2 separate regions of the Homo sapiens genome follow, and region 2 is linked to region 1. A link is an interaction called in ENCODE POLR2A ChIA-PET data of the cell type or tissue named here. Cell type or tissue: endothelial cell of umbilical vein. All regions are shown on one strand. Each heading gives the region's core, and the rest is flanking DNA. Links, peaks and the distances in the headings are about the cores only. Region 1 overlaps GARRE1 (granule associated Rac and RHOG effector 1). Region 2 overlaps GPI (glucose-6-phosphate isomerase).

The links. Peaks named below come from ENCODE experiments on the same cell type or tissue, not always from the same donor. Only the 100,000 strongest peaks of a DNase experiment are listed, where the experiment ranks them.
Region 2: POLR2A ChIA-PET joins it to region 1 with 5 read pairs; 7 of 35 experiments call an interaction of 5 or more read pairs at or near these places.

Annotation. Positions count from the first base shown.
Region 1 is chr19:34,263,666-34,268,048 of GRCh38, reverse strand. The region is part of intron 1 of GARRE1 (granule associated Rac and RHOG effector 1); the gene reads right to left. Among named protein-coding and RNA genes, the nearest start is that of GARRE1, 11 kb to the right of the region's middle. In endothelial cell of umbilical vein, for the core only: no CTCF peak of the experiment used is centred there; DNase peaks (open chromatin) are centred at 2,278 and 2,588; H3K4me3 peaks cover 1,215 bases; H3K27ac peaks cover 1,857 bases.
Region 2 is chr19:34,375,190-34,379,572 of GRCh38, reverse strand. GPI (glucose-6-phosphate isomerase) reads right to left here. Exons shown (of 18, transcript NM_000175.5): 5 at 1,987-2,070; 6 at 1,692-1,838; 7 at 568-639; 8 at 11-55. Among named protein-coding and RNA genes, the nearest start is that of GPI, 12 kb to the right of the region's middle. In endothelial cell of umbilical vein, for the core only: no CTCF peak of the experiment used is centred there; no DNase peak of the experiment used is centred there.

The sequences.
Region 1 (4,383 bases), core at 265-4,264:
TCTAATCCCAGCACTTTGGGAGGCCAAGGCGGGTGGATCACGAGGTCAAGAGTTCGAGACCAGCCTGGCCAACATGGTGAAACCCCGTCTCTACTAAAAATACAAAAATTAGCCAGGTATGGTGGCAGGTGCCTGTAATCCCAGCTACTCAGGAGGCTGAGGCAGGAGAATTGCTTGAACCTGGGAGGCAGGGGTTGCAGTGAGCCAAGATTACCCCACTGCACTCCAGCCTGGGCAACAGAGCGAGACTCCATCAAAAAAAAAAAAACAAAAAAACCACAAAGCAATTATATAATTTATTCAAACCTAATTTGTTAAAAAAAAAAATCAACAGTCTACACCAGTTAGAAACCTGCGGTTTATTTTTGTTACAGTGTGGTACAATGTGCAAAAGCCCAGGTATCCAAAAAAAAGTTTTCAAAACTTCTAAAAAAAAGGTTGGATTACTGAAAACTAATTGTGTCCATTAGAAAGTTATTTAAGAAGACTTAAAATTCTATTTTTTGTTTTTGTTTTTACTTATTTTTTTAAAGACAGGGTCTTGGCTGGGCACGGTGGCTCATACCTGTAATCCCAGCACTTTGGGAGGCCAAGGTAGGAGGACTGCTTGAGCTCAGGAGCTCAAGACCAGCCTGGGCAACATAGCAAGACTTCGACTCTACTAAAAAGTAAACAAAAAAAAATTAGCCCAGTGTGCTGGCATATATCTGTAGTCCCAGCTACTTGGGAGGCTGAGGTAGGAGGATGGTTTCAGCCAGGGAGATTGAGGCTGCAGTGAGACCTTACAGTCTCTTGCTCTGTTGCCAAGGCTAGAGTACTGCAGTTGTGTGATCGCGGCTCACTGCAGCCTTGATCTCCCGGGCTCAGGCAACTTCCCACCTCAGCCTCCCAAGTAGCTGGAACTACAGGCACACACCACCATGCCTGGGTAATTTTTAAATTTTTCTGCAGAAGATGGGGTTTCGCTGTGATGTTCAGGTTGGTCTCGAACTCCTGGCCTCAAGCGATCCTCCCGCCTCGGCCCTTCAAAGTGCTGGGATTACAAGCATAAACTACCATGTCTGGCCCAAGAAAACTTAAAAATTCTATACTGCCACTCTTAACAACTTTGCACTATGGAACCTATCCAAAATTAACCTCAAATGGAGGAAAAAAAAACAAGTATTTATCCAGAAGCTTATATATAAATAGGTAAATCGAACTATAATTTAGAAATTTTTTTCTCACTATGGAGAAGGATTATATAAATTTTAGATAAACTTAAGATTCAAAATCATTTCTGAGAATTTAAGGCATCCATAAAAAATTCTATCAATAAATTATAACATCTCTTCCAAGCTGAGAACACTGACTCCAATTTTGCATACCCAGCAAACCTTCCCATCCCTCAAAAAGACCAGAAAGTTGCCTGATGCAATGGCTCACACCTGTAATTCCAGCACTTTGGGAGGCCGAGGTGAAGAGATCAAGACCATCCTGGCCAACATGGTGAAACCCCATCTCTACTAAAAATACAAACATTAGCTGGGCATGGTGGCATGCGCCTACAGTCCCAGCTACTCAGGAGGCTGAGGCAGGGGAATCGCTTGAACCCCGGAGATAGAGGTTGCAGTGAGCCGAGATTGCGCCACTGCACTTCAGCCTGGGTGACAAAGCGAGACTCCTGTCTCAAAAAAAACAACAGAAAATCAGAGTCACAGCCAGGAAGCTCATTCTTCCCAATATTTCATCAGGTCAAACATTAAGAAATGAGAAAATTCTAGGTGATTCCTCACCATCCACTCGCTAGGCAGGGAAGACAGCCCCAGAGAGCAGGCCCGCAGTGGTTCACCTCCAGGCTGGCTTCTGGCTCTGCCACTTATCTGCGCCATGAGCCTTCACATACTCAAACATTCACTAAGGTTCTCCTAAGTGCATAGCACTGCTCCAGGAACCCAGGATGCAGTGGTGAAGAGACAGACATAATGCTTGCTCTCAAGGAGCTTACCGTTAATAAGGGAAAAGGAGAAAATGCTCAGGCCCTTGCCTTTCAGGTAGATGCTCCAATACAAAGAAACTTCATGGAAACGACGCACTTCCAAAATGCAGTAGTTACTGGTACGGGTATGGGAATCAGACTGATCTAGATGTGAATTCCTGCTCTTAGTAAATATCAGCTGAATAAATGGCACTTACTAACTTTGAGCAAGTCGCCTAACTCTTGTGCCTCAGTACTGCTGAGGATTAAATCCATAAAGCACAGCCTCTGCCATACCCTCAGTCTCCGTAAATGAAAGCTACTGCTCTGAAAGAGGGCGTGGATTAGTAAGAAGATAGCATTTCATCTTCCACTGCAATTCTTAATTCTTGTCTTCTACTAGTCGAAAACAAACTCCCTCGAACCCCCAAAATCTGTAAGTTAAAACAACTTTCAGAAATAAAACTTACCTTCCTGCAGCTCTGGGCCCAACTCCCAAGTCCAGGCAACAAACTAAAAGAAGTAATGCCCTATGCGCTGGAGGGGAAAGAGGTCATGGCTCCTCCCATTTCCGTGCCCACCACTCCCTCCTCTTTCAACCCCAAGCCAAAGGCAGGAACAGAAGGGACACAGTTGAGGAGGGGCATCACCTGGAATTACAAAGTACATTACAAAGTGACTCAAGCACAAGGATGTAGCGCATTCTCTCCCACCTTGACACCCAGGAGCAGCACAGGTCCTTGTGGCTGGTGAGAGGAACCACTTCCGCCTCTTCCTGCCTAGGTCACCAGAGCCTGCGGCACCCAAGTCTGGGAGCCAAGCCAGCTTTCCCCAAACTCTGTTCCCATGAACATATATCCACCTCGGGGACCGGGGGTGGGGTGAGGGAAGATGCGAGTTATTTCCAGGTTTCCTGGCCATAATTAGCATCTCACTAGTACTTAATCCCAAAATCATTTTTAGTAAGAAAATCAGATTTTTTTTCAGGTAATATCTTGCTCTAATTCCACTTTCAAAAATCTTCCCATTATGATTCTTTGCCACTGCCAATTTGAAAACACACTTAACTGACAGTGGCCCAGACACAAGGAACATAATCAAAATGACTTAAAAAAAAGAAAGAAAAGCAATATTCTATCTAGGCACGAATCCTAGAACAGACTCACGGTTAATGTAGAGGCCTGCGTCAAGAACACTCACTGGCAACACTGGTTATTCCCACGTGCCCTGCATTACGAGGATTGTTAAATACGTCACACAGAACACCTCATAGCCATTCCAAACATCAAGGCAGAGCAACCACACTTCACTGAGTCAAAGATGTCACCATTTACAAATCATATCATTGTCTCATATATGCCAAGAAAAACTCTGCCATATAACAATGACATGCCAGCCGGGCGTGGTGGCTCACACCTATAATCCCAGCACTTTGGGAGGCCGAGGTGGGCGGATCACAAGGTCAGGAGATCAAGACCATCCTGGCTAACACAGTGAAACCCCGTCTCTACTAAAAATACAAAAAATTAGCCAGGCATGGTGGCGGGCACCTGTAGTCCCAGCTACTCAGGAGGCTGAGGCAGGAGAATGGCGTGAACCGGGGAGGCAGAGCTTGCAGTGAGCTGAGATCATGCCACTGCATTCTAGCCTGGGCAACAGAGCAAGACTCCGTCCCCCCCTCCAAAAAAAAAAAGACATGTCATCACATGACACGTCCAAATTTCAGGCCTCCTCAAAGCTCTTGTCCTGTTTCTGACTCCTCTGCCTGCCTCAGGCTGGCTGGGACACACAACATGGAAAAAGTCCCTTTGTGTTATTTTCCCTCTAGAAATTACCCATATTTAACAACCATCATTTTGATGAAACCATCTTGGGCCACCTCAGTTCCCAAGGAGCCTTTCTGACTCCTGCAGCCTCTGCTGTCTCTGTCATTAGCTGCATGCTCTCCCTTTCCAAATGAACTGGGAGCATCAGAGACAGAGGCTGGACACATCTTTACACTTACGGTCATGCATAGCACAGGGACAGAGCAACAGAGACGACGACAAACACATACCTCCTGGGAACTGTTCCAAGGACTTTACAAATATTAACTCAGTAATGCCTCACTACAACCCCAGGAGGCAGGTATTACTACCTCCCCATTTTCAGAGGAGGTAAACTGAGGTCAAGGCAGGGGCAGGCCTTGAACCCAAGCCGCCTTGCACAGTCCTCACTCTTAACCTCCATGCTACATTCACTCTACACAACAGCCATGTCCATCATAGACATTTATTTTAAAAGTTATTGTTAAAATGAAAACATAGACCGGGTGCGGTGACTCGCGCCTGTAATCCCAGCACTTTGGGAGGCCGAGGTGGATGGATCACTTGAGGTCAGGAGTTCGAGACCAACCTGGCCAACATGGCCAACATGGTGAAACCCTG
Region 2 (4,383 bases), core at 148-4,147, 110 kb before region 1:
GGGCACTTACTGTGTTAGTAGACAGGGCAACAAAGTGCTTCGCCACTGCAGAAGGCTACAAGAGACAGAGCCAAGTTACCACAGCCAGCCCAGGGAGACAAAGGGTAGTCACTTCCCATCACTAGAGGAACCAAGGCCCTGCATGGGACTGAGATTCCCAGTCCTTGGTTCTGAGACTGTTGGAGAAGGCCCACATCGAGGTCAAGGTCAAGAAAGCAGACGGGTCACAGGCCGCCTGCTCATCCCATCTTACAAGCATACGGGGCTCAGGGACGTCCCTCCCCTATAAAATAGGTGTGGCCAAGAGTTCCTGCAGCGCCAAGGGCCTGCAGAGAAAGGGCCATGCAAGGGCTGTCAGCCAGCGAGAGCAGGTTCTGTCACATCTGCAAGGCTGGGTCTGACAAAGCCAAGATGAACAATCATCTCATCTAGCAAAGGCAGGCACCGGCAAGGCCGCCTTCACTTCCAACTTCAGGAGAAACACGGCCAGACTTGGTCACTCAGGGGCCCACCCTGCTCTTCCCAGCCCAGAGGCTAACCACGAGGAAGGCCCTATAGCCCACTCACATCCTTGGCCGCCTGGAGAAACCACTCCTTCGCCGTCTCTGCATTCGTGATGGTCTCCTGGGTAGTAAAGGTCTGCAACCAAAGAGAACAGCAGTGGGCGCCCGAGCTTAGGGGTGGGTGCAGGCCTTGAGCCAGGGTTCAGCAGTAGAGGCCAAGGCAATGCCCAGCTGTCCCATGGAGCAGTATTTGCAGGTCAGTGACAGTGACGCCACATAACCTCCTGAGATTCCAGCTCTTTAAAACCAGAGGAGGGGGGACGGTAAACACACCCCCCAACCCTAAGCCTGCAGGTCAAAGGCCGCAGCTTCTCCCCTGAGGGGCTGCAGTCAACCTGAGGCTCTCTTCGGCCCAGGCTGGAAGGTATCTCAGAATTCAGATGGAATTCTTCATATTTTATGTACATTCATGTGAGTAAATAGAACATAAATAAAAACAAACAAAACCCCTCTATTATCAGGGCATGGCTCTGGGATCAGAAAGGAGCAAGCATGGCTGGGCATGGCGGCTCAAGACTGTAATCCCAGCACTTTGGGAGGCCAAGGGGGGGTGCATCACCTGAGGTCAGGAGTTCAAGACCAGCATGGCCAACATGGCAAAAGCCCATCTCTACTAAAAAATAATAATAATAAATAAATAAATAATAAAATTAGCCAGGCGTGGTGGTGTGTGCCTAGTCCCAGCTACTTGGGAGGCTGAGGCAGGAGAATCGCTTGAAACCTGGGAGACGGAGATTGCAGTGAGCCGAGATCACGCCACTACACTCCAGCCTGGGTGACAGAGCCAGACTCTGTCTCAAAAACAACAACAAGAAAAGGAGCAGGCATAAAGGACAGGTTTGTAAGAAAGTGGCGAGCAGTCCCAGGCTGAGCAGAGATGCCGCAAGGCGAGCGGGTGTGGTCAGGACACAAAGGTTCAAACTGATGTGTTCAGGATTTCATCAGTCAACCTTATTTGCTGCTAGGCATGGAAACAGTCTAGGGCAGCTGTACTGACCTGATCCACAAACCATGGTTCACTCGGAACCCACCAAAAGGGACCAATGGCCAGGGGGATGGCAAGACAGCTGTCCCTCCCCACCCCAACACACACAGGGCCAGGGGCCGGGCAGTTTTCGGCACTCATACCTTGGAGGCAATGATGAACAGGGAGGACTCGGGGTTCAGCTGGGCCAGGGTTTTGGCAATGTGAGTTCCATCAATGTTGGAGACATACCAGACGCGGGGACCTCCTGAAGAGTATGGCTTAAGGGCTTCAGTCACCATGAGGGGTCCCTGCGGGGAGACATAGCATCAGAGAATAAGAATTCAGGGCCCACGAAAAGTGGAGACAGCCAGGTCCCATCCCTGGAGAAAGTAAAGACCTGAGTGGGACCAACAGTGCCCAGACTCCCACCCTACCCCAAGGCAGTTTTCTCCTCACCAGGTCGGAGCCGCCAATGCCAATGTTGATGACGTCCGTGATGGTCTTGCCTGTGTACCCCTTCCAGTCACCGCTCCGGACACGCTGGCACAGGGGCGAAGATGCCATCAGCCCAAACCCCCAGGCATAATCCGCTGCTCAAAAACATCATTACTGCCGTGTCCTGGTACCTCAGTCCCAGCTTTCAGGCCCTCGCAGGTGCCTCTATTTTTTTGTTTTTAATTTACCATATATATATATATATATATATTTTTTTTTTTTTTTTTTTTTTTTTTTTTTTTTTTTGAGATGAAGCCTTGCTCTGTTGCCCAGGCTGGAGTGCAGTGGCATGATCTCGGCTCCCTGCAATCTCTGCCTCCCAGGTTCACGTCATTCTCCTGCCTCAGCCTCCTGAGTAGCTGGGACTACAGGCGCCCGCCACCACACCCAGCTAGTTTTTTGTATTTTTAGTAGAGACAGGGTTTCACCGTGTTAGCCAGGATGGTCTCGATCTCCTGACCCTGTGATCTGCCCGCCTCAGCCTCCCAAAGTGCTGGGATTACTGGCTTGAGCCACCGCACCCAGCTATTTATTTTTAATTTTTTTTTTGAGACAGAGTCTCCACTTTCTGGGTTCTAACAATTCTCATGCCTCAGTCTCCTGAGTAGCTGGGACTACAAGCCTGCGCCACCAGCATGCCTAGCTAATTTTTTTGTATTTTTAGTAGGGACGAGGTTTTGCCATGTTGGCCAGGCTGGTCTCGAATTACTGGCCTCAAGTGATCTGCCCAGCTCGGCCTCCCAAAGTGCTGGAATTACAGGTGTGAGCCACCGCGCCTCGCTATTTACTTATTTTTAAAACTGTGCCTTAGGGGCCAGGCAGGGTGGCTCAAGGCTGAGACAGGAGGATTGCTTGAGTCCAGGAAGTTGAGGCTGCAGCAAGCCAAGATCGCAACACTGCACCTCCAGCCTAGGTGACAGAGGAAGACCCTGACTCCAAAAACAGAACAAAATGCTCTGCTTTAGCCTTTTTTTTTTTTTTTTTGAGACAGGGTCTCACTCCGTCGCCCAGGCTGGAGTACAACGGCACGATCTCAGCTCACTGCAGCCTCCGCCTCCAGGCTCCAGGGTTCAAGCAATTCTCCTGCCTCAGCCTCCCAAGTAGCTGGGATTACAGGCACCTGCCACCCTGCCCAGCTAATTTTTAGTATTTCCAGTAGAGATGGGGTTTCGCCGTGTTGGCCACGCTGGTCTCAAACTCCTGACCTCAGGTGATCCACCTGCCTCGGCCTCCCAAAGCGCTTGGATTACAGGCATGAGCCACCACGCAAAGCCTATTTTATTTTTTGTAGAGACAGCGTCTTGCTACGTTGCCCAGCCTGGTCTCTAACTCCTGGCCTCAAATAATCCTCCCATCTTGACCTCCCAAAGTGTTGGGATTACAGGCGTGAGCCACTACACAAGGCATAGGAGTCTCTGGAGACCACACTGGTCCCTGCCACACTCACCACCAACTAGACTCTTTCCTGGTTACAACAGTGAGACATCCCTACCTTACAGCGACACTGTCAGAATTTGCAAAACCAGGGATAACTCGGCAGAATCTGCTATGCCAGAGACCAAGAGATGTGAAATGTTGAAAACTGTGACTGGGCTATGCTGGGGAAAGGAGTATCAGACCCGCAGCCAGTCTCCAATCAGACACCAGTGATCCTTGCTTCCTGGAATTCATGCCTCTGCATAGCTTCCGCCTGTGCTGGGAGGGGTGACCTATGCACCCATCCAGAGACTGCAAAAAGGGGTGAAATGTGACTTCAGAAGTGAGTTCAGAGAACGTGCAGTTTCTGCTTTGCTCTCTTGGATGACTCGCTTTGGGGAAGCTGTCTATCATGTTGTGAAGACATTCAAACAGTTTCATAAAGAAGCCCACGCGGCAGCGAACTAAGGCCTTTTTCCAAAAGTCACAGCCAACTCGCTTCCTGTGTATGGGACACTTTAGAGGGGGGTCCTCCAAACCCATCAAAACTTCCGATAACTGGGGCGCTGGCCAACATGTTGACTACAGCCTTATGAGAGATCCCCAAACCAAGACCAACCAGCTAAGCCGCTCCCAAACTTCTGACCCACAGACACTGTGAGAGGTAATAAAAGTTTACTGCTAGGCCGGGCATGGTGGCTCACACCTGTAATCCTGGCACTTTGGGAGACCAAGGCAGGCAGATCACAAGGTCAGGAGTTCGAGACCAGCCTAGTCAACATGGTGAAACCCCGTCTCTGCTAAAAAAAAAAAATACAAAAATTATCCAGGCATGGTGGCGTGTGCCTGTAATCTCAGCTACTCGGGAGGCTGAGGCAGGAGAATTGCTTAAATCCAGGAGGCAGAGGTTGCAGTGAGTGGAGATCACGCCATTGCACTCTA